Regions from separate parts of the Mus musculus genome. Here all the other regions are linked to region 4. Evidence: chromatin loops called from intact Hi-C (ENCODE). Cell type or tissue: heart. All regions are shown on one strand.

What was found. Peaks named below come from ENCODE experiments on the same cell type or tissue, not always from the same donor. Only the 100,000 strongest peaks of a DNase experiment are listed, where the experiment ranks them.
Region 1: a loop joins it to region 4, with 5 times the contacts of the local background. A loop is called at or near these places in 3 of 42 quality-filtered maps.
Region 2: it touches region 4 in a loop (3-fold over the local background); 13 of 42 quality-filtered maps call a loop at or near these places.
Region 3: a loop joins it to region 4, with 4 times the contacts of the local background. A loop is called at or near these places in 22 of 42 quality-filtered maps.
Region 5: a loop joins it to region 4, with 5 times the contacts of the local background. A loop is called at or near these places in 3 of 42 quality-filtered maps.

The regions. Positions count from the first base shown.
Region 1 is chr5:129,018,165-129,023,164 of GRCm38, forward strand. Ran (RAN, member RAS oncogene family) reads left to right here and starts at 1,992. Exons shown (of 7, transcript NM_009391.3): 1 at 1,992-2,114; 2 at 2,364-2,410; 3 at 2,520-2,604; 4 at 2,702-2,827; 5 at 3,839-4,026; 6 at 4,211-4,381; 7 at 4,610-5,000. The coding sequence starts at 2,375. The coding sequence ends at 4,654. In heart, a CTCF peak has its summit at 2,352; DNase peaks (open chromatin) are centred at 987, 1,937 and 2,707; H3K4me3 peaks cover 3,226 bases; H3K27ac peaks cover 3,447 bases.
Region 2 is chr5:129,667,892-129,672,891 of GRCm38, forward strand. It overlaps Zfp11 (zinc finger protein 11), which reads right to left and starts at 2,197. Exons shown (of 3, transcript NM_172462.4): 1 at 2,169-2,197. In heart, no CTCF peak of the experiment used is centred here; a DNase peak (open chromatin) is centred at 2,180; H3K4me3 peaks cover 1,492 bases; H3K27ac peaks cover 1,262 bases.
Region 3 is chr5:129,608,701-129,613,700 of GRCm38, forward strand. It overlaps Mmp17 (matrix metallopeptidase 17), which reads left to right. Exons shown (of 10, transcript NM_011846.5): 10 at 1-454. Among named protein-coding and RNA genes, the nearest start is that of Mmp17, 27 kb to the left of the region's middle. In heart, a CTCF peak has its summit at 2,551 (motif pointing right); no DNase peak of the experiment used is centred here.
Region 4 is chr5:129,722,723-129,727,722 of GRCm38, forward strand. Nipsnap2 (nipsnap homolog 2) reads left to right here and starts at 2,353. Exons shown (of 10, transcript NM_008095.4): 1 at 2,353-2,499. The coding sequence starts at 2,423. In heart, no CTCF peak of the experiment used is centred here; a DNase peak (open chromatin) is centred at 2,469; H3K4me3 peaks cover 2,954 bases; H3K27ac peaks cover 3,270 bases.
Region 5 is chr5:129,782,390-129,787,389 of GRCm38, forward strand. It overlaps Psph (phosphoserine phosphatase), which reads right to left and starts at 4,864. Exons shown (of 8, transcript NM_133900.4): 1 at 4,566-4,864. Cct6a (chaperonin containing Tcp1, subunit 6a (zeta)) reads left to right here and starts at 4,967. Exons shown (of 13, transcript NM_009838.2): 1 at 4,967-5,000. In heart, CTCF peaks have their summits at 8 (motif pointing right) and 4,739; a DNase peak (open chromatin) is centred at 4,902; H3K4me3 peaks cover 1,380 bases; H3K27ac peaks cover 1,239 bases.

The sequences.
Region 1 (5,000 bases), 700 kb before region 4:
CTTGGTTCATGGCGGATACAGTTTATCATAGTAGGATGGTATGGCTTCGGTCTCATTCCATGGTGGTGGGAGCTCACACTACAGGATATACTCTTTAAGGCTGACACCCCACCCCCCACCCCCCAGTCACTCACTAGGTCACAAGTCTAAAACAGCATGGTTGGTGGGGGATGAAATATCCAACACAGGAGAGATCTCAAATTCAAATTATACTAAAGATTTGGGGTTTTAGAAGAAAATACAATTAGCTATTTTTCTCATCGCTAGACAAAAATACTTGATAAAAAGCAACTTTTGGCTAGTTTCTTTTTGGCTCACAATTCCAATGGTACAATTTATTACATCTGCAGAAGATGGAAGGCATAATGGTGAGAGTGTGAGGTGGCTGGTTACATTGTATCCACAGTCAGGAAGCAGAGAGACCGATGCTGGTCTCCATTTTGTTCAGTCTAGGGTACTGCCCAGGTTCAGTTAAACCTCTCTGTGAGTACAAGAGACACACCCTTCACAACCCTAAATCCAGTAGACTAACCATCACAAGCTACAATCCCTTCCGCAACAGCAACTTTCCCCCCAAGGCTGTACAAATAGCCTGTCTATAGCTGTCTCCCGACCAACACCCACACCCCCAGTACTCATACATGTTAAGTTTTAAAGTTCAGGCTAAGAATAGGTTTGCAGTTCACGTTGGATGGCAAAGAAAATGCTGTAAACCAGGCAGCAGTGGGCAGTCCAGACAGTGCTTGCAGGGAGAGCTGCGCCTATGCCCGCTTGAGTGTATTCTCTTGTTTCCCTCGGCTTCTTAGGATGAGGTTCTTTGTAAGTTCTAAGCGTGGGCCAGTTAGTAACACAAACCAGGCCACCAGATGATGCGGTTCGGCAGGCTGGTTGCCAGGACAAGTAAGTTCATGATAAGTTTTCTCGGGGAGAGGGTCACTGGTGATGTCACCACCCAGCACCAGGTGCTACATTGTATCAACAATCTACCAAACTGGAACTAGGCGGGTTGACCGTTTTTCTCCTAAACTCTGTTTGATCTCCACCTCCTGTTATATCCTCTATTGAATACAGCTCACAGCATAGCCCCTTGTAGCCGACTTGTTACATATACTCCAAAATATAGTAACTTTGTATTTATATAAATATGTAACTGACGTTCCATTAAACATACTATGTTAACGTTATGTTATAGTTTTTGTGCACACTTTCCCACCTGTCTTCTACCTAAGTTGCCCAGGCTAGCCTTGGAACCCTAAGGCCTGTGCTGGCTCCTTTTAGATTGCATAGTACAAAGTAACAGCAGGGCCCCCAAGCTCTGGTCATCAGAGATACATTTTCCATTTCCCCAGCAGCATCTGTATTTGCTGGTCAATTGCTGCTCAGGAGGGAGCCAGGGTAGGGTATCTTCTGCGAGACAGATTACTCAGACCACGCAACAGAGGAAGGGCCCTGGGATGCTGAACGCCTGGACTAACTGCATCCGGTCCCATCCTCCCAGGAAGGCCAGGCCGTGTCCATGCCGGGCACGCATGGCTGACGCAAGCCGGGCCTCGGGCGCGCGCACCCTCATTCATTCCCTCCATTCATTCTGCAGACGGCGGCCGCGCACACTTAGCGATCGCCCGCCCGCGAGATCCCCGGTGCCTGTGGACACAGGACTTGGGGACGAAGGTCGGGCGGTGCCCGCTGAGCGGCAGCGAGCGACCGAGAAGCAGCACCCGCCTTTCCCGCCCACGAGGCCCCTGGCTAGGCCGCCGCCCGCGTAACGCGCGGCCTCCCGCAGCCAGCGCATGCGCGTGGCAGCCCGCGCTCAGCGCCGGCTCCCGCGGGCCCTTCACGGTCCGCGTGCGTGCGCGTCCCCGCTCGGCCGGCCCACGTGACCCGCCGCCCCTCTCCCGCCCTGGGCGCTCCGAGGGCCCCCGGCCGAGTCGGACGGCTCCAGCGGACGTGCGCGTGCACGCGCGCCGCGTGGTTGGGCGCGGCGCCGTTGCTCCGCCCTCTCCCGGCTCCTCCCCCCCTCCGCGCGCCGGCGTCCGCTGCGTCTCCGGCATTTGAATCGCGCTTCCGCCATCTTTCCAGCTCCAGTCGGACAGGCGCGGAGACTCTTCTGGAAGGTAGCGTCGAGGCCGGGAGGGTGCGGGCGCGGGCGCGGGCGGTGACCGGAGGGTTTGGGTGTCCTTCGGGTGGGCGCGGGGCGGCGCTGGCGACGAGGCGAGGCGAGGCGGACGGGCAGCGCCCTGGGCTTTTTCAGCCCGCTTCCCTTCCCCCCACCGTCTCACGCCGCGTCCCCGCCTTCCCGCGCGCTCTTCCCGGCCGCGGCCTTTGTGGGGCGCACGTGCCGCAGCCGCTCTCTCTCCCCGCAGGATCCGCCGCGATGGCCGCCCAGGGAGAGCCGCAGGTCCAGTTCAAGGTGCGTGTGCGGCCGCACGGGGGCCCTCGGAGGGCGAGCGAGCGGGGAGGTCGGGAGGGGACGGCATGGCGGGGACCGCTCACGCCGCCGCCTCGTCTCTTGAATCTAGCTCGTCCTGGTGGGCGACGGCGGCACCGGGAAGACAACCTTCGTGAAGCGCCACTTGACGGGCGAGTTTGAGAAGAAGTATGTAGGTAGGTGCGGCCGGGGGTGCTTCACGGCAGCGAGGCCTCCGGGGGAAGGCGGCGGGCAGTGCACGGCTGACCCCTTCTGCCGCCCTGTTCCCCGCAGCCACCCTGGGCGTGGAGGTGCACCCGCTCGTCTTCCATACCAACAGAGGACCCATCAAGTTCAACGTGTGGGACACGGCCGGCCAGGAGAAGTTCGGGGGCCTGCGCGATGGCTACTACATCCAAGGTGAGGGGGGCCTTGCGGAAGTGGGCCCAGGCCCTCGGACATGTGCTTGGGGTATGAGCCGGAGAGCCAGCCGTTGCCGGGTGACTAAGGAGAGGGGACAGAAATCTCTTGGAGGGAGGCGACCTGGTTGGAGTGGATAGGAGATTTTTTTTTTCTTTTATAAGAATCGTCCGTGGTGTCGTTTGATCATATGCTGTGTCATGCTAGGCATTGATTTGGGGCAAACTGTGTGGCTTCAGAACTTAGTAGGAGACTAAGCTATTGGGAAAGCTCCCGGGTCACTTTTTGGTTTTCGAAACTTGAATTAAGGGCTACACGCAGTAGCTTACCCGTGATTATTCCCATCATTAAAATAAGTAGTGAGCATTTGCCCCAAGATACTAAACCTCTAGCCCCTCCTGGAGCCAGGCCCTCTCTCACACGTGAAACCTGCCGCCTCATGGAAACTGTACTTTTACTTTTCTCCTTGAAAGTAATCGAAAAAGCTTAGTGGGGAAAGAGTCTGTTGGTGTTTAAAGACGAATGAATATCCTTGTGATCTTACTAGCATGATGAGAAAATTCGTTCTTTGGCTTCTTCGCATGTAAAGGCAAAGGGGTGTTTATAACCGGGGTTAACTTTTTAACCAAAAAAATGGGGATGCTCACGTGCTTCCTCTTAAACTGTATCCTCACCATCCCTGCAGGGTAGGTTATAGAAACCTGGGCTCAGATTTTAGAAGACTGGTGTTTGAACTTTGATGAACTTTGATGGGCCAGCAGTTGGTAGTTAGTGATTAGGTGCCTTGAGGAGAAGAAGGTAGTTGATAGAGTGAATTGGTCTTGACTTTTGGAGTTTTCATTTGAAGAGGAATTGGAGTCAGTGTGCCATGTTTTACCATCTAACTTTTTAGTGGGGGACAGGGAGGACTTTTGAATGGAGTGGGTTGATGGGTGATCCAGAGTCAGGCCCAAGATGATGACTGAGTCCTGCAGTAGACTAAGACACTCTACTGTCTCCAATGTTTTTCAGCCCAGTGTGCCATTATAATGTTTGATGTAACCTCAAGAGTTACTTACAAGAATGTACCTAACTGGCATAGAGATCTGGTACGAGTGTGTGAAAACATCCCCATTGTATTGTGTGGCAACAAAGTGGATATTAAAGACAGGAAAGTGAAGGCAAAATCTATTGTCTTCCACCGGAAGAAGAATCTTCAGGTACGTTCTAATTTCTCGGTTCATTCTTAGAGAAGATTGTATATAAGGTACCCGTATATGTTCTATATTAAAAATTGGTCAGAGGGTTTTAATGTGGATTATAAAATGTCTTTGTTTAGAATGTCCTGGAATGGAGATTATTAATAGAATCATTAAGCATACATTCCTTTTTCTTTTAAAACAGTACTATGACATTTCTGCCAAAAGTAACTACAACTTTGAAAAGCCTTTCCTCTGGCTTGCCAGAAAGCTCATTGGAGATCCTAACTTGGAGTTTGTTGCCATGCCTGCTCTTGCCCCACCTGAGGTGGTCATGGACCCAGCTTTGGCAGCACAGTACGAGCATGATTTAGAGGTATTTGTTCTTTTTTTACAGTGTTTTGTTTTCGTGTGTGTGTGTGCACTTTGCCTAGTTTCTGCAGAGGTTGGCATTGGATCTGCCCAGACATGTGGGGTGCTAGGAATCAAGCTCCGGTCATTAGAAGAGCTGGCTGTGCGCACTTAACCAGTCCTGGTGGTGCTCGGCCTGACTTGGTAATGGTAGTTCTGATCTGCACTGTTTTGTTTTTGTTTGTTGCTCCAGGTTGCTCAGACGACTGCTCTCCCAGATGAGGATGATGACCTGTGAGAAAGTGAAGCTGGAGCCCTGCGTCAGAAGTCTAGTTTTATAGGCAACTGTCCTGTGATGTCAGCGGTGCAGCGCGTGTGCCACCTTATTTAGCTAAGCAGATCGTGTACTTCATTGGGATGCTGAAGGAGATGAATGGGCTTCGAGTGAATGTGGCAGTTAAACATACCTTCATTTTTTGGACTTGCATATTTAGCTGTTTGGAACAGAGTTGTTTCCTTTCTGAATTTCAAAGATAAGACTGCTGCAGTCCCATCGCAATATCCAGTGGGGAAATCTTGTTTGTTACTGTCATTCCCATTCTTTTCGTTTAGAATCAGAATAAAGTTGTATTTCAAATAATCTA
Region 2 (5,000 bases), 55 kb before region 4:
AACGAAATGGGGTTCTTGTATCAGCAAAGGAATGTAGCCGCAGTGGTAACAGCAGTGAGAGACACAACAGAATAGATGAACTTATCAGCAAGACTGAACGAGCAAAAGGGAAAGCTTTCCTCTAGGACTTCCTTTGAATTGAGCTACTAACGGAAGGTACCACCCACATTTAGAATGTCTTCCCACTTCAAATAAGCTAGCCAAGAAAATTGCTCAGAACTGTGCCCAGCAGCTCATGTCTGAATTGAGTCTAAAGCCAGTTAAATTGACAACCACAATTAACCATCATACATATGGACAATTTTCACTTTGTGATAGCTGACATTTCCTGAATATGTGTAGCATTGAGAAGTTAAACTTAAAGAGACAAGAAAAAAAATGCGAAGAGTAAAATATATTTCCCTTCAGTCTCATCATGCTTAGTATAAAAAAAAACCTGCCCTGGAAAGGTCCTCAAACTAGAACTCAGAGTAATATAATTTCAGCTGCACGCTGCACGCAGATAATTGACTGATGTGTTTATTGAAACAGGGTCTTAAGATGTTACCTAGGTGGCCTGGTATTCCCTGTGAAGGCCAAGCTGGTCCTTAACTCAGTCCCTCGGGCATTATTCCAATGGCTAGAAATACAAGCGTGTACAGGTACATGCTAACATGCTGATCATTTCAGAGAACGCACAACAACAGAGTTGACCATGGTATCAGTAAACCGAAGAAGAGAGAATACTAGAAAAAGAGAGCATTTGGAATCCTTCAGGCTTTTGTTGTTGTTGTTGGAACAAACAGAGCATCCTTAAACTTCATGGAATTGGTTGGGGGGGGGGGCAGGGCACTGACCCCCCCCCCAATCTTTCATTAAAGGATCCATATATGAACTGCCAAACTTTTTGGAAACAAAGGTGATGAAAAGTCTCCCTAGACCTCAGGCAGTGAATAACTATACACACACGTGTAAGCACAGTCACAGGGTAGTAGTCATGAGGTAAAAAAGCTAGAAATCACAGGTCCCTGTACAGTCCTGAAGTGTTTCTAGTATATGCTTCCAGGAGCTATGTCAAAGCATGGACTCTCATTTATTTGCAACAACGATTAAACCCAGGACTGGGAGCTCTTACCAAAAAGCTAACCCAGCACTCAGGAGGCATCAACCAAAAAAAAAAGGAAACTTCCAGGCCAGAATGGGCTACTTGAAGAGATGTCTGTCATTAAAGAAAAAACAAAAGGGGGGAGGGGGGTCTAGGGAACATAAACACAGGGAGGGGCAGTCCTTGGGAACTATTGGCAAGGTGAGTATATGAATTTTTAAATAACGTGAAAGCTCTTGAAAAAAAAGTTAAAGCTGGCTTACTGTATGACCCATAAGTCACAATAGAGAGTAAATATACCAAGATGAGGACACAGTTATAATATTACAGTAGCCAAGATATGTAAATAAAACAGTCCCTGTATCCCTTTGGTAACCAGCCTTAAAGGCTGCAGGCTCACAGATCCGCCGAGGACAGAATCCCAGGGACCTTAACAACTCCTAATCTGGGACATGGCACCGGTAGCACCTAGTACCTGCGCTTGAGGTCAGAAGTACTGAAATCCAGTACCAAAAAAAGAAAAAAGAAAAAGAAAAAAGGCATATGTATCACCTCTGAAATCAGCCAGGGGAAAGCTCAACCCAAAGGTTTTTCGTGCTAAAGTGCCCGTGCCTAGGGAGAAGGAGTGACGTGAAAAGTTTTACTAGGATTCTAATTAATAGCTGTCCAGTGCTTTCTGCACAGACGCACGGTTCACGAACACAAAACAAGTCCTTTTGCATTGCTACCCGATGTGCACGGGGGCGGGGGGGGGCAGAAATATAAAAAGCACAAGAATTTGTTTGATACGCGGGGACAGTTTAATGTGAAGACATGGGAAATTCGTAGGAATTTACTGTCCAAGGTGCAGGCCGCTGGGGAGAAGTGGGTGCGGACCCCAGCTCAGGGCTTTTCTCGGGCAGGACCGGCACACGGGGAGTCGGGATGTCCCCAGTATCCCGCCATCGGGCTGCCAGCCTTGGGCCCTCGCCGCGAGCTGACAGATGCCCTAGAGAACTCGACCCGACCCGGGACTGGCCGCCGATCCCGCACCGCTGCATCTACAAAAACCACCTCCCTGCTCGGAGGCCGAGCCCGGACTCACCTTGTCCCGATTCCGGAACGGATCTTTTCCGCGGTGTCCCGTTCCAGAGTGTCCGGGTTCTCTGGTCTCCGGTTTCCGCAGGCTTCCGTTCCGGGGTATCTGGGTTCCCGGGTCTCCGGGTTCCGCGGTGACCCGGAGAGTGTTTGGGTTCCGAGGTGGCTAGGAATAATCCTCCCTGGGAGTCCAAGTGGTGAGGGCAACAGGCTGGCTGGCAAGAGCTGGACCGGAGGTGCAAATAGGAAACGGTCTCCAGTGATGGTGGCACCCCACCCAAAGCCCGCCAAGACAGAATGAAGTCTGTCTCCATGGTAGTTCTCAGTCTAAGGGACCTGGATGCAGACCACTTTTGGCATCCCACAGCCTTGATTAACACTGCAAGTTATCACTTCCAGGCTGAGTAGGGACAAAAATGATAGGTCTTTGCTGTATAGATTATTTTTGACAATTCTCTTAAGAATTTTGTACAATGTTTTTGTTTTGTTTTTTGTTTTTTGTTTTTTGTTTTTTGTTTTTGTTTTTGTTTTTGTTTTTTTGCATTTCCATATAGTTGCTTCAAACCCCTGTTAGATATGTATTAGATATCATGGCATGTCAGGGCAACCTGACTCCCACTTTGTTCTGGAAAGAATGCGCTGATGAATACAGAATCCTATATTGATAGTCTTTTTCTTTGACTTTAAAGAAACTTGTTGTTTGTTTGTTTGTTTGTTGTGACAGGGTTTCTCTGTGTATCTCTGGCTGTTCTGGAACTCTGTAGATCATGGCGGCTTTAAACTAAGAAATCCACCTGCCTCTGCTCCCAAGCGCTGGGATTAAAGGTGTATGCCACAACCTCTGGCTTCACTTTTAAATTTCTAATTCTGATTAGATTATTTCTGTAACTGAGATCATACTTTGCTAGATATGTGTTGATTTTGCTTATTTCTCTCTTGATTTTCAGTTAATCTTTGGATATTTCTAGTTTGACTATGGTGTATGTCTTAGCGTTACTATTGCTGTGAAACACCATGACCAAAGCAACTTGGGGAGGAAAGGGTTTGTTTTGCTTACACTTCTAGAGCACTCTTCATCACTGAAGGAAACAGGACAGGAACTCAAAAAGGGCAGGAACCTGGAGGCAGGAACTGATGCAGAGGCCATAGTGGAGTGCTGTTTACTGGCTTGCTCAGCTTACATAGAATTATTTTCAGCTTACATTGCTCAGCTTTTCCCCCAGTGGTTTCCTACAGTAGAGTACGCATGAAGAATCTTCAGTTTGGAGATGAAAGACTCACTTGCACATATGACTGAATCAAAGGGAAGATTTGGACTGTAATTCATGACACTTCATGCCAACAAACTCCTACAATCACCACCGATGAGAGTGTAAGAAGCATCCTCCATCAAGGAAGGAGATTTTTAAAGGAAATACAGTTAAAATGAACCTGCCCACGACTTCCCTGCAAAGTGTAAGCTCCTGAGAAATATTTAATGAAGGGAGGGAGTGAAATATGGGCAGGAGGTTGGGAATTCTGTAGGGGAGAGATCCTCACTCAGAGAGACAAGGTTTCTGTAGTTTTCCACCATCACATTTCTATACAAATTCCACCAAGCAGGGTCTAAGCATTCCTGCTCTTCTGGAGAGAAATCAACGGAGACATCCTTGAATGACAGCAGCTCCTGAAATTAAAAAAAAAAAAAAAAACAAAAAAAAAACAAAAAAAAAAAAACAGCATGATGACCGTGATGACCATGTGACATCAGGTGCTAGGGGTGTAGCTTTTGATGTCATCGCTCATGCTGTGATGAGTTTTCAGAGCTGTATCTGCTTCTTGGTCCTCCTCACTCCTGTAATGCTTCATCCATACTCCCCACAAGTAACCCAAATGAACTCGCTGTCTCACTACACTGAACTCAGTGAGTCCTGGAGTTGTTTCCTTGTCTGTGATTGGTACCCTGCTGGGGTGAACAAGCATCTAGTCACATTTCCACATGAAGAGTCAAACAGTGAGCTTGGGAAGAGTCGTTGAATGTCCCAGCAACAGATGATAAGATGTGCAACTGGAGTTGATCTGTGAGTGGGTTGTCCATAGAGGCCATCTCACTATGGCCACCTTGTCCCTCATGGTAGAGGATGATGCGCCTCCTTGCTGTGGCAACGGTTACATGCTCCCTGTGACGAGTGATGAGACATCCAACCAAAGGCCAGCTATCTCCTTGAGTATAGTGTTCTTGATTGGGACTCCCAGAGTGGGCACCTAACTGTATGTGGCAAGGGGCAGCATACTGTCATGATGAATTAGGTGTGCCGTGTGAACATAAGACTGCTTCAAAAGGGCGGATAAAGACTATACCGCAGTCTCTAAAAGCAGCATGAATGGAATGGGTGGCAGCCTGAGGTATCTTTCAGCAGTGTGGCCAAGAAGAAATACAACGGAGGCTCAGATGCCTCAAAATGAACTTGCCAGTGTACAGACTCAATTCCATACACCAAGTAGGTGCATGAAAAAAATCCACCATTAAAGGATTCCCCCTGAGCCAGGCGTGGTGGTGCATGCCTTTAATCTCAGCACTTGGGAGGTAGAGGCAGGCAGATTTCTGAGTTCAAGGCCAGCCTGGTCTACAGAGTGAGTTCCAGGGCAGCCAGGGCTATACAGAGAAACCCTGTCTTGAAAAACCACAAAAAAAAAAAAAAAAAAAAAGGATTCCCCCTGAAGTAATTTACATTATTAGCTCATCAGAAACTTAACACATTTTCTTTAATAAGAGTAACTAAAACAAACAAACAAACAAAAACTAAGACTTATTTGGAAGGTTAATATATGAAATTGCCCAATAGAGTCTGAAACATGA
Region 3 (5,000 bases), 110 kb before region 4:
CGGGCAAAAAGCTAACCCAGTGCCAGGTTTCCCAAATGCTGACTCCTACCCAACCTCTGCATCTGATCAGCCTACCTGAAGCTTCCGGAGACCACAGCCTGCGGCAACGTCTGGCGTGACACCACATGGTGTCCCTTTCTAGACAAGTTGTGGCTAAACACATATTTCTCTGTCATTCTGACTTCTGTGGTCTGTGAGTCCTGGGCTGAGCTGGCCCTCTGCACTTAGGTGGATGGCCCTCCTGTGACCACGGTGAAACTCCAGGAAAGAGGTCTGAGGACTCGCACCATCCAGGGAGGGCCTAGTAGCCATCAAGGGTAGTCATGGGCTCTTGAGCCTTATAAGCAAACACGTGCTCTGTGTTTGGGAAGAGGATCAAGGAACCCCTGTGTGGCTTCAAGGGCCAGGTCACAGCCTACCCAATTCTCATTTTACAACAAGGCATGACGTCTTTATCTGACCTGGCTTTTTTCCATGTTGCTGGTGGCTGGGAGTCCAGTCAGAGCCTGTATAGCCTCTCTGCAAGGTTCAGCGTTTTCTCAATGCCCCCCCCCCATACCCTGCCTGCCCCTTTCCATTCCTGCAGCCAGGGGTCTCCCAGGGAGAGCAGAGCACGTAGGTGCCAATGCATGGGCTCCTGCCGGGTTGTGCTCTGCAACTGGACAGGGCCATGCTCTGCTGGGACCCCTGTGTTTTATGATGTTGCTGCACGCACCTCTGTACAGGCCAGGCAGAGGATACTGTGAGTCCTTCAGTGTCCTACCCTGGGCTGGCAAGATGGTTCAGCCCCTGCCATTGAGCCTGAAGACTTGAATTCAGGACTCCCGTGGTGGAAGGAGAGAGCAAACACCCCCATGCTGACCTAGGACCTTCATATGTGTCATGTGGGACACATTGCCACACCCACACAAAATAAATGACGTGATTTTTTTTTCTTGATAAAAGATACCATTCTGCAAGGTATCGTGGTACATGCTCAGCACTTGGAAGCAGAGGCAGGTGGCTGTCTGTGAGCTCTGAGCTAACACTGGCTGCATAGTGAGTTCCAGTTCAGTCAGGGCTACATAGTGAGACCCTGTCTTTAAAAAACAACAGCCAGGCGGTGGTGGCGCACACCTTTAATTCCAGTACTTGGGAGGCAGAGGCAGATGGATTTCTGAGTTCAAGGCCAGCCTGGTCTACAAAGTGAGTTCCAGGACAGCCAGGGCTATACAGAGAAACCCTGTCTCCAAAAACCAAAACCAACCAAACAAACAAACAAAAACAACAATAGCAAAAAACCATCCCATGGGCCATGTTTCACATTCTCTCCTGTCCCTAAACAATTCCAGCCCTACTACCTTGGGATCAGTTTGCCAACTTGAAGGACTGGGATGGCTCAATATAGTCCTTGATATATAGGAAGGTAGGCTATCATGCCAAGCCAAGCAAAAGCATCAGGAACGAGACCAGGGTCACACTGCTGGGGTCATCCCAAGAACAGCCACAGTTAACAGCTTGTGTGCTCGAGGTGCTGCAAAGATACACTCACCTGAATCCTGGAGCAACCCTGAGAGAGTAGAGGCAGCTGTTCCAGATGAGAGAACTGAGAACCAAGGGGCGGCAAGTTTGTAAACCCTGGCACACAGTGAATGCCTGACCTGCAGGCTCAGGGCTCTCTCCCTGCTGCCCAGGCCCCTGGCAGGTTAGATCTTGAGAGTGAGACCACAGGATGCTGGGCTCCCAGGGCACTGGCAGCATCTTCCAGGGCTGTCCCAGCAAGAGCCTCCTCCCAACCCCCAGGGTCTTGGGTCTCAGCTGTGGCCACAGTGTTCTCTATAGGCCGGTGTCTCCAGTTGTCTCAGTCTCTCCTGTTGCTGTCTTTCTTCATCTGTTCCAGTTCGTGTCTTTCTCCTTGTTTGTGCCTTAGGGACCTCCTGCATATTGGTGTCTAGAACAGTGGTTCTCAACCTTCTTAATGCTGAGACCCATTAATGATGTTGTGGTGACATCGCCCCCCCCCCAATCCACCCAAGCACAAAATTATTTTCGTTGCTACTTCATAACTGTAATCTTGCTACTGTTATGAATCATAATGTAAATATCTGATATGCCATCCTCAAAAAAGGGTCTCAACCCACTGGTTGAGGACCACTGGTCTAGGCCATTGTAGAGCTGGTACCTCTGGTTACTGTCTTCATTAACGTCTCTGTACTGGAGTCCCTGTTTGGCCCGGACATCCTATAGCTGTCCTAGCATTCAGTTCTTCACTCAACAAACATTACTAAAACCAGGCAGAGTATAAGTAGAATCTATAAGCATATATAACGCTTACATGCTAAGCATTTATGTTTGCTACCAGTCAGCTGAGCTATGCTTTTTTCTTTTCTACCCAATAAAGTAGCTGAGACTATCTTCCAGCTCTGACAGTCCTCCTCAACTCTTTATTGGAGTTAGACTGAGGGACCCAGAAGCTTATAGCTCCAAGCTCTGAGAAGCCTATGGCTCCTGTTGTCAAAGCCAAAAAACTCAAAAGGCTACTTCTCTGCTTTAACCAGTGGCTCCAGCAGATGGCAGCAGCAGTAGGCAGGTGAGCAGCTCCTGAATGGGAGCTTCAAGCTACTGTGACAACTCCATGTCACAGCTCTCAGCAGCTGGGTAGTGACAAGTCTCTGGCCTAGGATGGCCCTCTCAGCTTGATGGCTCTCAGGAAATCTTGGCAGCAGTTTTTCTCTCTCTGGTGTTTCCCATAATCGTCAGCCTCAACTCTTAGCCCAGCTCCCTCATTTATGATAGCAGCTCAGCCTACCCGACTTCTGGTTGAGAGAGAGAGAGAGGGAGGGAGGGAGAGGGAGAGGGAGAGGGAGAGGGAGAGGGAGAGGGAGAGGGAGAGGGAGAGGGAGAGGGAGAGGGAGAGGGAGAGGGAGGAAGGAAAAGAAAGAAAGAGAGAGAGAGAGGAAAGAGAAAGAGAAAGAAAGAAAGAAAGAAAGAAAGAAAGAAAGAAAGAAAGAAAGAAAGAAAGAAAGAAAAAGAAAAAAGAAAGAAAGGAAAAGAAAAGAAGGGGAGAGAGGAAGGAAGGAAGAAAGAAGGAAGGAAAAAGAAAGAGAGAGAGAAAGAAAGAAGGAAGGAAGGAAGGAGAGAGAGAGAGAGAGAGAGAGAGAGAGAGAGAGAGAGAGAGAGAGAGAGTCCTTTTAGGCCTGATAATGCAATATCAGAGAGTGCCACAGAGGGATTCATCCTCACTAACTGGAATGTGAACCTCAGTCTGCTCACATAGAGAGAACAGGTATGACAAGGCTTTTTGCACCAATCCCGGCAGCCCTTCAACAAAAGGACCACGTTTGTGTCGAATCACAGGCTCTCTGAGGGACCACCAGGAAGTGCTCCTGCTCTGGCCTGGGTGAAATTGTCCCAAGGTCATCAGAGTTCACCAAGCTTGTCAGGCTCACAGTGCTTGTTCCCAAGCTAGTGGGGTTGTCTGGAGCACTCACGACTGGAGCAAGTCTTCAGCTTACAGCCATGGCAGCTGCTTGGGTGTTTGCATAGTGGGCCCAGTGTCCAAAAACAGCTGGCTGCCTTGAGGGTGGTGTGGCTGTTTCCTTCAAAGTTTGTTTCCTTCAAAGTTTCCCCTTTGGGCACCAATAAGTTTATGAGACTTAGAAAGTATGGGTGAGGGGTTATGGGTAGGGGCACAAGAGACCCCAAACAGCTGTTCTGGAAGGTTTGTATCCAGTATGGATTCAACTCCCTCTAGTCTTCTCTAGCGTATGAACTCTAGTCTTTTCCCATGAAATTAGAGCAGAACTATATACAAATGGCTAGGAAGAATGGCTGGATACTCCAGCAACGCTCCAATGACCTCCCTACCACCACCTATTTAGGAGGGAGTATTGACATTCTACATAGCCAGCTGTGATGGTCTTGTACACAGCTGATCCTATGAAGACGGGGGTTCCGTTCTAAGGATAGATAGCATTGTACAATGCCGGCTCTGACAGTTTGTTAGATTTAGGGGATAGGGCACATGATCCATGGTGTACAGATCAGAGGACAGCCTGCAGAAGTCGGTTCTCTCCTTCTGTCGTGTGTTATGGAACTCGGGCTGTCAGGCCAAGCCCTTCTCCTGTGAGAGCCACCTAGTCTGCCACCTGTATTTTTATTGCTAAACTTATTTTATCATTACTGTGGGCATGGTAGCTGTGCCTGTGTCACAGCGTGCACATGTGGAGATCAGAGGACAACTCAGAGCAGTCCAATGTTTATCTGAGTTCTGGGGACGGAGCTCAGATGATCAAACACACAGCAAGCACTGGATCTCCTGGTCCATCTCACCGGGCCAGCGTCTTGGATACTTTTTTTTGTGGGCAATTGGAGATTTGGCTTTTGGGGGTTAAATGTTGTTTGCTGGCTTGGTTTTGATGTGTGTGCATGCCTGTCAGTGTATGAATGCAAGTACCTGTGCGTGCATATGTATGTGTGTGTGCATGTGGAAGCCAGGGGACCACCTCAGAAGTCATTCCTCAGATCCACCCTGGTTTCTGAGGCAGGGTCTCTCCTTGATTAGGTTGGGCTACGCCCAGGGAGCCCCACGGATACTCCCATCTCTGCCTTCCTGACAGTGGACGGAATTACAAGTGCACACCACCAAGGCCAGCTTGTTTATACATTCAAGGGATCAATCTTGGGACTTCATGCTTCAGTTGCAAACACTTTGCCAATCGAGCATCTCCCCAGCCCAGCTGCTTTCTCTTTTTTGCACACAGGGTCTTGCTCTCTAGCCAAGGTAGGCTTCAAATGTGCTGCAATCCTCCTGCCTCAGCCTCCCAAGTGCTAAGATTATAGGCTTAAACGATGACACCCAACTCATACCCAGAAAGCGCGTTCAGAATGAGGACTCAGGGAAAACTTGATGCAGAGATGACAGTTCTAACAGCCTTTACCAGCATTTATGCCAAGTGTAATCCCAGCCCTCAGAAGATTGAGGCAGGAGGATTGCTGTGAGTTTGAGCCTGGTCTACAGA
Region 4 (5,000 bases):
TTATGTATATGAGTACACTGTAGTTGTCTTCAGACACACCAGACAAGAGCGTCAGATCACATTGCAGATGGTTGTGAGCCACCATGTGGTTGCTGGGTTTTGAACTCAGGACCTTCAGAAGAGCAGTCAGTGCTCTTAACCACTGAGCCATCTCTCCAGCCCCCTACACTTATTTTTTTAATCAATTAATTTATTATTATATCTAAATACACTCACTGTAGCTGTCTTCAGACAAGCCAGAAGAGGGCATCAGATCTCATTGCAAATAGTTGTGAGCCATCATGTGGGTGCTGGGATTTGAACTCAGGATCTTCAGAAGAGCAGTCAGTGCTCTTAACCCCTGAGCCATCTCTCCAGCCCATGGCATACACTTATAATATAGCACTCAGGAGGCTAAGTGCTGAGCACAGCAAGCCCAGGCAACTTGGTAGAACCTATTTCAAAAATAGATTGAAGATGCAAGCTCATTAATAGAACACATGCCTAACATATTCAAGGCCCTAAGTACAGTCACCAGTACTTAGGAAGGGAGGAGAGCACTGGACTAAAGAACTAATGAAACTTTAGAGCCAAATGGCAATGGGTTTGGGGGTGGGGAATACAGGAAAAATATGGCCTAATGCTAAGGAGCACAAAAGCAGAGTCATCAAAGAAATGCATAAACGCCAAGTTTGCATTCCAAGAGAGAGTTGAAACTCCTAACCTATAAAGTTGAGTCAAGTGCAATACTGCATACCTATGATCCCTGCACCGCAGAGACAGAGGCAGGAGCATTGAGAGTTTGAGGCCATCCTGGTCTGAATAATGAGGTCCAATAACTAAACAGCTTATGACGGCTCTGCAAGTAATCTCAACCCAGGAGTTTACCCTGAGATTACAAAAGGATTCCTGTCAGAACAGGCAGGACCCAAGGATGGAGTCGCATGAGGGGAACTCTGAATGCTTGTGAGAAACTCCAAATGAGTCTTGTAACCTCAGTTTCTTCAAAACACAAAACTTGTTCATAGACTGTGCTTCACACCCCTCCCAGGTGTAGCGAATCGCAGTGAGTTCACTCCAGATCACTCATTACTGCTTGCTGCTTTTATTATTTTTTTGCCACGTGTGGCTTGTCCTTATGATTACACACCTAACTCCTGTGGTTCTTCTATACCCTCAGAGTATAAATCGTCTGATGCTCTGAATAAACGCTATTGCTTGAGACTTTAGTCCGCCTCGTTTTTAGGCTCCATTCTCCCAGGTTCAACCCCGACTCAAGAGCGGTAAACAGATTACCATCAGTTTGAGGCCGGACTGGGCGCCACATAAAGACCCTGTCTCAGCTAAGTTGAGAAATGAAGGATCTGTATAAAAAAGGCAGGGCTCACCGACGCTTGAAGAGGCCCTGCCCGCAGCAAGTCACATATCTGCCTCCCACAGTTGGGTCTACAGTTTTATGGACCGCTCTCAGCCTCATTCACATTCAAAGGAGTGCCTCTCCCAGTCTGAACCGCTCCTCCACCACCCACAAGACCAGACCCTGTCATTTGTCCAAATTCTTGTTAGAAAAACTGTACCCATGGGGCTGGAAAGATGGCTCAGCGATTAAGAGCACTGGCTGCTCTTCCCGGAGGACCTGGGGTTCAATTCCTAGCACCCACATGGCAGCTCACAACCTCCTGCAACTCCAATTGCCAGGGGCTCCACCCACACTCTCACACAGACATACATGCAGGCAAAACACTGATGATGCACATAGACTAGGAAGAGAAAAATTTAAAAGATAAAGAAAACCACAACTCCTGAGCTTCAAGATTACAGCTCCCATCCGTCTTCTAACTCAGAACCAGGAAGGCAGCCACCAATTGGAGAGTATCCTTCTCTTGGCCTCTGCATGTAACTGAGGCCCAGGCTGCTCCCTATTTCTCTGATTCCTCGGGATCTAGTTCTGCTTTTGCCTACTCTTATCTTGCTGAAGTTTATGCTTATATCCATAGCTCTTTTATTATCCTTACAGAATACACTTCCCCCTATACCAGTGGTTCTCGACTTTCCTGATGCTGCTAAAACTTTAACACGTTTCCTCATGTTTGTGGTGGCCCTCAACCATAAAATCAGACTCTGGATTCCCCACATGCACAGATCTACTCCTTTCCCGTGGATCTCCCCGTGTACATTCCAGGTTCCTTTCTCACTCGGACTTCAGAGACCCTGAACTCCCCTCGCGGGATCTACGGATATCTTCAGCAACTTCTTGGCACGCCCCCTGGCGGCAGCACTGAGGCGCCACGCTGCTCCCCCTAGCGGCCGCTCCCCTGCACTACAGCGGCCTAGCGCCCTGCCCCGCCCCGCCCCAGCCTGGTCGGCCCGGCCGGGGGAGGGGTCGCGGTAGCGGCGGCGTCAGCGACACCGAGGCGGTAGGAGCTTCAGGCTCCGGAGCAAGATGGCGGCGCGGGTGTTGCTCGCGCGAGGAGGCCTGCTGCGGCCAGCCGCCCAGAGCGGCTTCCTGCCGGGGCTCCGGTGAGCAGCGCCGCCCTTTCCGGGGCCCGGCCGGGGAGGGGCCGCCGTGGGGCGAAGGGCGCGGGGTCCCCGGGGCGGGCAGGGGACGCCGGGGGGCCGGCCTCCCGAGTCCCAGGCGACCGAGGGCTGGCGAGGCTGCGGCGCCTTCCCGGGCCCCCGTGGGGCTCAAGGTCACCGTCCTGCCGGCGCCGCCCTTGCCGGGGACGCCCGGGCTCGCGGGCCACGTCCGCCCTCAGCCTCTGCGCGCTGCGCCCCTCGCAGTAGCAATGCCTCGCCCCAGGTCGTGCAGAGAAGCAAAAGGATGGCTGGTCTCCCTGGGGAAGCTGTACCCCGGGGTCCCCAGTCGGGACAGCCCTTAAATTTGAAAGCGGAGTGGCAAAAAAAAAAAAAAAAAAAAGTAACCCACGGTGGCCAGCTGTAGTAGATGGCGGAGTTCGCTGTCGAAACTTTTTCTTTTTTCCTGACCTCCGCGGAGACTGTGCTCGGTGTGTCAACCTGTCACCTTGACATCCCCACGTTTAAATAACGAAAGGCCATCCGAATTTACCGACAGATTTGTTTTCCCTTCTTTTCTTCCTTTATATGCTTATTTGCTGTTTAAGCGGTTTGTAGGATTTATTTTTTTATTTTATGTGTATAAGTGTTTGCTTTCATGTGTGGCTAACACATAGGTGCCTGGGGCAGCCAGGAGAAGGTTTTGGATCCCCAACGACCCGGAGTTACAGAGGGTTGTGAGCCGCCATGTCGGGGCTGGGAATTGAATCTGAGTTCTCTTCTAGAGCGGCAAGTGTTCTTAACCCCTGAGCCATCTCTCCAGGCCCTATGTATGTATGTATGTATGTATGTATGTATGTATGTATGTATGTATGTATGTATTTTGAGACAAGATCTTACTACATATATTCCTGGCTGGCCTTGAACCTTCAGCAAACCTTTTGCTTCAGACTCCAAAGTTCTGCAGTTGCAGGTGTGCAGTTGCAGGCCAGCCTTGGCTAATTGAAATATTCCTTTTTTTTTTTTTTAAGATTTTTTTTAACCTCTGAGCTCTCTGCCACGTGTGTGTAATTGATTTTCTTCCACCATGTGGGTCTGGGAAATTGAATGTAGTTCATCAAACTTAGCAGCCAGTTTCTTTACCCCTTAAGCCATCTCACCAGCTCCAGAACTTGCCTTCAGATTTCTTTTGTTTGTGCGTATGTGTGGTTTTTACCTGCATCTATGTATGTGCACCGTGTGCATGCCTTGGGCCTTCAGGGACCAGAAGAAAGTCTCTGACCCTCTGAAGTACAGTTACAGAAATGGTTGTAAGCCACCACTTGGGTGCTGGGATCGGAACTCTGCCCCTCTAGGAAAGGAACAGGTGGTCTTAGGCATGGAGCCATCTCTCCAGCATTATGAGAGCACCATATAATATGGCTTGTCTGATTTACTGGCAATCTTTAGTACTGGGGTGTGTATCTCACACAGACACACAGAGGACAAGAGACACATCTCGAGGGAAAAGTGTGTGAATGCTTTTGTTTCAGGACAGATGCAACTTGTAGGTGCAAATTATTTAAACCACCTGTAATATGATTCCAAGTGGAATGAACCGACATCTTACTCTCACATCTGTTGTTACTGAGCAAGCAGTCCGAGCCCCTAAAGTTTGTATTTTGTTCCTTGGGAAACAGGCAACTGAACCCCAAGGTGCTCACTCAAGACCCAATGCTCAAAGTCATGAAACTGGTAGAGTTTTGGACCTACCAGGTACCCGTACTTGGAGCCAAATGCTCCCTACCCCTTGATTCCTTGAGGATACTCTCACCCTCCTCTCTCCCTTCCTGCCAATCCTCTCTGGGAGCTATTCAAAGAGGAGGAAGAAGAGGGAGTCCTGAGCAGTTTAGAACCTTGTGAAGTCTGAGGTATAGGCTGTTCAAATGGAATATCCAAGTGTCTGGGCTATAGGCAACTGGTGGGGATTAGCATATAAGAATGTTGATAGATATCTGGATTTTATTAGACTGTGTTTTTACTGTTTTTGTTTTTGATGGTGGTGGTTTTGTTTTTCTGTGGGTTTTGGTTTGTCTGGGGGGTTAGAGGTTTTTTTGGGGGGAGGGGTTGGTTTTGGGGGAGATGGGAGTTTGAGAGACAGTAACCCTGGTTGTGCTGGAACCCGATCTATATATCAGGCTGTTAAGCCTGCCTCTGCCTCCCTAGTGCTGGGACTGAATGAAGGTGTATGCCACCGCCAGGCTTGTTTTGGTGTGTTTGTTTTGTTTTAAAGCCACAGCGATGGATGGAATTGTTTTAAGGAGAGAAGGAGGCTAGTGAAGGAGCTGAGAAGCAAGGCCTAGTGTGTGTCAACATTTACAGGCTGTTGAATAGAGGAGAAGGAGCCAGCAAGGAAGACGGGGAAAGAGCAGCCAGAACCATCATTATGTGACAGGCGTCAGAGAGGGGATATTTATTGGACCGGTTAGCTGTGCCTGATCCTGGCTAAAAGGTTAAGTAAGATGGCA
Region 5 (5,000 bases), 60 kb after region 4:
AACATTTGGGCACGAGATGGCAGTGTTGATGTTCAGGCAGAGCACATAACACATCATTTAAAAATGCCACCTCCCAACACTTAGAAAGCAGAGACAGGCAAACTTTGAGTTGCAAGACAGACAGGACTACCCAGTGAGATACAGTGAGACTATCTAAAACAACAAACATAAATTTAAAAATACACAAATAAGTGTCATAGAAATAGCAACGACAACAAATTAATAGATGATAGAACAGTGGTTCTCAACTTGAGGGTCTCTACCCCACAGGAATTGTATATCAGATATTTATACTGCGATTCATAACAGTAGCAGAATTACAGTTATAAAGCAGCAATAAAAACAATGTCATGGCTGGGGAACTGCAGGAAAGGGTTGCAGCATTGGGAAGGCTGTGAACCGCTGAGCTACACAAGTGTGCAGCATGGTGAAAACCAAGATATTTATAGAACTCCTCACAAGTTACTGACTGAATACAAAGAGCAACTGTATTTTTAGAGATTGATTTTTTATTACTTTTGATTTATGTAGCAGCTATGTGTCTGCACGTGAGCATGTGCCCATGAGTGCAGGTCAGACAGAGGTGTCAGAGTTCCCTGCAGCAGGAGTTACAGAGGTTGTGAGCGGCCTACTGTGGTGTTGCGAGCCAAGCCCAGGTCCTCTGTGAGAGCAGAGGCAAGTGCTCTTAACCACTGAGCCATCTCTCCGGCAGCTCCAAAGAGAGTAAACTGGTGACTTTCAAGTAAATGATCAAAGTTAACAACATGAACAATGGGATACACTGGAATCACGTGATTCTCCTTAAGCCACAAAGACACACCGCCTCTGTAATATTTCTGGCCAAAAATAAATTTAATCACTAGAAAACATCAAAGTACACAAAACTAAGTCTTTAAAATAACCTCTCCATACTCATACCAAGTTCAAGCCAGGGAGAGTGGTACAGATCTGTTCATCTCAGCACTCTAGAATCTGAGGTGAGAGGGCTGCCAGTGTGAGGCCAGCCTGGGCTACACAACAAGTTTCAGGTCATCTTGGGTTACGTAGTAAGCCTGACTCAAAATACAATCTGGTGTGGTAATACATGGCCATACTCCTAGCACTCTGGATACAGAGGCAGAAGACTAGGCACAAGGTCATCCTGAGCTACATACTAAGTTTGAGGCCAGCCTGGGCTACATAAAACCCCATTAGTTTTTTAAGAGATAAATTAAAAAACAATAAGGTCAGGGTTTGGGACTGTAGTTCAGTGGTAGGACATGCACCTCTTCAGACTGGAAGACATGACACTAAATACAGTCCTGGATAAGATCCTAGGACGAGGGCTGGAGAGATGTCTCAGCAGTTAAGAGCGCTGACTGCTCTTCCAGAGGTCCTGAGTTCAATTCCCAGCAACCACACGGTGGCTCACAACCATTTGTAATAGGATCAGATGCCCTCTTCTGGTGTGTTGAAGATAGCAACAAGGTACTCGTGTACATAAAATAAATAAATCTTTAAAGATCCTAGGACAGAAGCAACACATTAGAGGCATGGCTAGGGAATCTAGGGCTATTGATAAGAACTAGTTTTGTTTGGGTTTTGATTTCTTTTCTAATCATGTCTGAGTGTTTTGCCTGAATGCATGTATGAACATTACATGTGCGCCTGGTACCCTCAGAGGTCAGGAGAGAGATTCAGATCCCCTGGAGCTAGAGTTAGGGATGATTGTGGGTCACTATCTGGGTACTGAGACCCAACCTGGGTCCTCTGCAAGGGCAGTACATGCTTTGAACTGCTGAGCCATTCTATGGCCCTCTTAAGTTTTTGAAAGATTTTCAAATTAGTATTAGTTATGCATTAGGGATGGTCTACTAGCAGTCAGTGGCCACAGAGACAAGAAAACGGCATCAATAACTCAATTCTAAGGATCCTGCACTCTCTTCTGACTTCTGAGGGCATGAGGCATTCAAGTGGTCCACATGTAGACAAACAGGTAAAATGCTCACAATCGTGAAATAAATAATTTTTAAATTTTTTAATGTTTTAATTTTTTTTGAGACCAGGTTCTCTGTGAATCTCTGTGGATGTCCCTGGCTGTCCGGGAACTTGATTTGTAGACTGATCAGGTTGGCCTCAAATTGGGAGATCTATCTGCCTCTGCTTCCTAAATGCTGTGATTAAAAGCAAGGTGGCCAAGCAAATCCCAGTACTTGAGTGAGGGCAGGGGGATCAGGACTTTAGGTCATCTTCACCTAGTGAGTTTAAGGCGAGTTTTGGCAACATAAGTCCCTGTCTGGGGATGAGATGGCTCAGATGGTAAAGGTGCTTGCTCCTAAGCCTGGTGGCCTGGATCTGACCACAGACCCCTATGATAAAAGGAGAGAACCATCTGGCCAGAAGGTGGTGGTGCAGGCCTCTAATCCCAGCACACCAGAGGCAGAGTTAAGTGGATCTCAGTGAATTCGAAGCCAGCCTGGTCTACAGAGCAAGTCCCAGAACAGCCAGGGCTCCACAGGAAAACCATGCCTCAAAAACACACACACTCAAAAGTAATCCTCTGACCTCTCTAAATATACTCTGGCACAGATGCAAACACCCATGCACACAAATGAATGTAATAAAACCTTTTTGAGACTCTCATATAACAACAAAACTCTTTACAAAGACTGGAAAGTAGTTGTTGTAGGAGTAGACCAAAGCATGTGACAATCACATATCTCAAATGTATCTTACAGACATCTTCGCATATATGTTAAATGTCACAGAGATTTTTTTAGTTGCAAAATATCAGAATAAATTTGGCCCAATGGGAACTTGGTGAAATATATTATGATGCAGTCATTTAGTGAAATATGCCACTATTTAAAAACAAAAAACAAAAAAACAAGCCATGTGGTGGCGATCACCTTTAATCCTAGCACTCAGAAGGCTGAGGCGGGTTGACCTCTGAATTTGAGGCCTGTCTGGTCTACAGAGTGAGTTCCAGGACAAACAAGACTACACAGAGAAAACTAGAAGACAAAAAAAAAAAAAAAAAAAAAAAAAACCTAACAAAAACAGTTTAGCCAGATGTGGTGATGCTGTGATATTCTCTGTTGAGAATGACAGAGTCACTGGGACATAGTTCAGAAGTTAAGCTCCCGACCAAAAAGTGTAAGCTAGGTGTGGTGGTGTGTGCCTGTACTACCTGCATTTAGGAGGTAGGCAGATCGAGCCAGAGGCTCGTGGGTTAAGAGCACTGGCTGCTCTTCTAGAGGCCCTGCATATAACTCTCAACATCTAACATGGCAGCTCACAACTACAGCCCTATAGGATCTGATGCCCTCTTCTGGTAAGCAGATATACATGCAGACAGAACACCTATATACATTAGATAAACAAACAAACAAACAAGAGGTAGGTAGAGGCAGGAGGATCAGGAGTTCAAGGCTAGCCTTGTCTGCATAGTGAGACCCTGTCACAAAAACAAAACAAACCACAAACAAACAAAAAGCAGCTCCAATATATTCTTGGCTAATGTTTTAAGGACTTTTATATTAAGTAAACACGAGTCTTCTTCATGCCTCGTTATCATCTGCACAGCTTTTGTGGTTTTCAAACCTACAACTCCACTTGAAAACATTACACTAGCATACTTACTGCAGCCAGAAGAGCAGAGGTTTGGGAATAACTAAATGTCAGCCATGTGACTGGTTGTTTCTCTTTCCTTTTTAAATTTCCTGTATTCAGGACCTTTGTACCGGTTAAACCGGCACTCATCCTCTGAGCTACATACCCTATAGTTCTGTTTTCTTTAGACAGGGTCTTCCTATGTAGCCACGGCTGGCCTGGAACTTGCTATGCAGACCAGGCTGGCCTTGAACTCACAGAGATCTGCTTGCCTCCCGTGTTGTGACTATGCCTGGCTCTGTATAGTAGAAGAATAAGAATTTTTCTTTCCTATCAAAATGGCAAAGCCTTCAGTATATATAGCTCAGTGGAATACGTCCAATGGCATTACGAGTTGTCATCTGTGTGGAGAAGTGATTCATATTCATATACATGTTTAAAAATTCAGTACGTATCTATATGTTAAGTGCTCAACATACAGACAGGAAAAACACTTATACGCTTAATATTATTTTCTTTTTAAAAAAATGTTTAAAAGAATGCTTTCAAAGACTGGGCACCACTGTCCAGCCATTAGTTGTTAGTTTTTAGCAGGCTTAGTAGCTCATACCACTTTGGAAGTTGAAGCAGGACTGCTACGAGTTAGAATACCAGTCCGTGTTAGACAGTTCGTGGTCTAGCTGGGACATAGAATGAAACAAGGATTACTATTTGTTTCATTATTTTAAAAAAATTAAAACAAAATCCATTTTAGTTTTCAAGCTGCCTCAATGACCTGGGCCCTAAGAACAGACTGATCCTGAGTCTCCTCAACGCCCATCGCACCACTCCTAAAGCCATCTAGTACTTTCTACCTAGCGTAGTCCTCCCGTCAACCTCCGGGGTCTTAAAACGACCAGGGTACAGGGGAAGGCTCCATTTTCTGTGCTCCCCAATTTACGGATAAAACAGGCAAGGAAAAAAAAAAAATGAACCTGGGAAATCTCGCGAGAGTGTGAGGGAAGCATCCCGGAGTCCAGTAGCTAGAGACACCCTGCAACTAGAGGCCGACGCCTCTGCTTCCTGTCACACCCAGTCGAGTGCAGAGGCCGAAGCATCCCTCACACACGACCTGCAGGGCTTTTCCTGCACCGCGGAGCCGCGCAGCCTCCACGCTGCAAACTCTTAAAAGCGCCGAACCGTGACGCTGGGGGGCGAGCACAACGGAACCTTAAGATCCAGAGTGCCGATGACGGGAGAACCAGTTTCTCAGATGCGCAATGACGTCGCAACTGGGCGTGGTGGGCGGGTCTTAGAGAGACCAGCGTTGGATTAAGCCAATCAGCGGGCGGCAGGAGGGTCGCCACCCAATGGAGGTGCTCTGTGGGCACGCCGGGGGCGGGCCGGGTGCGTAAGACTTTTCGAGAAGA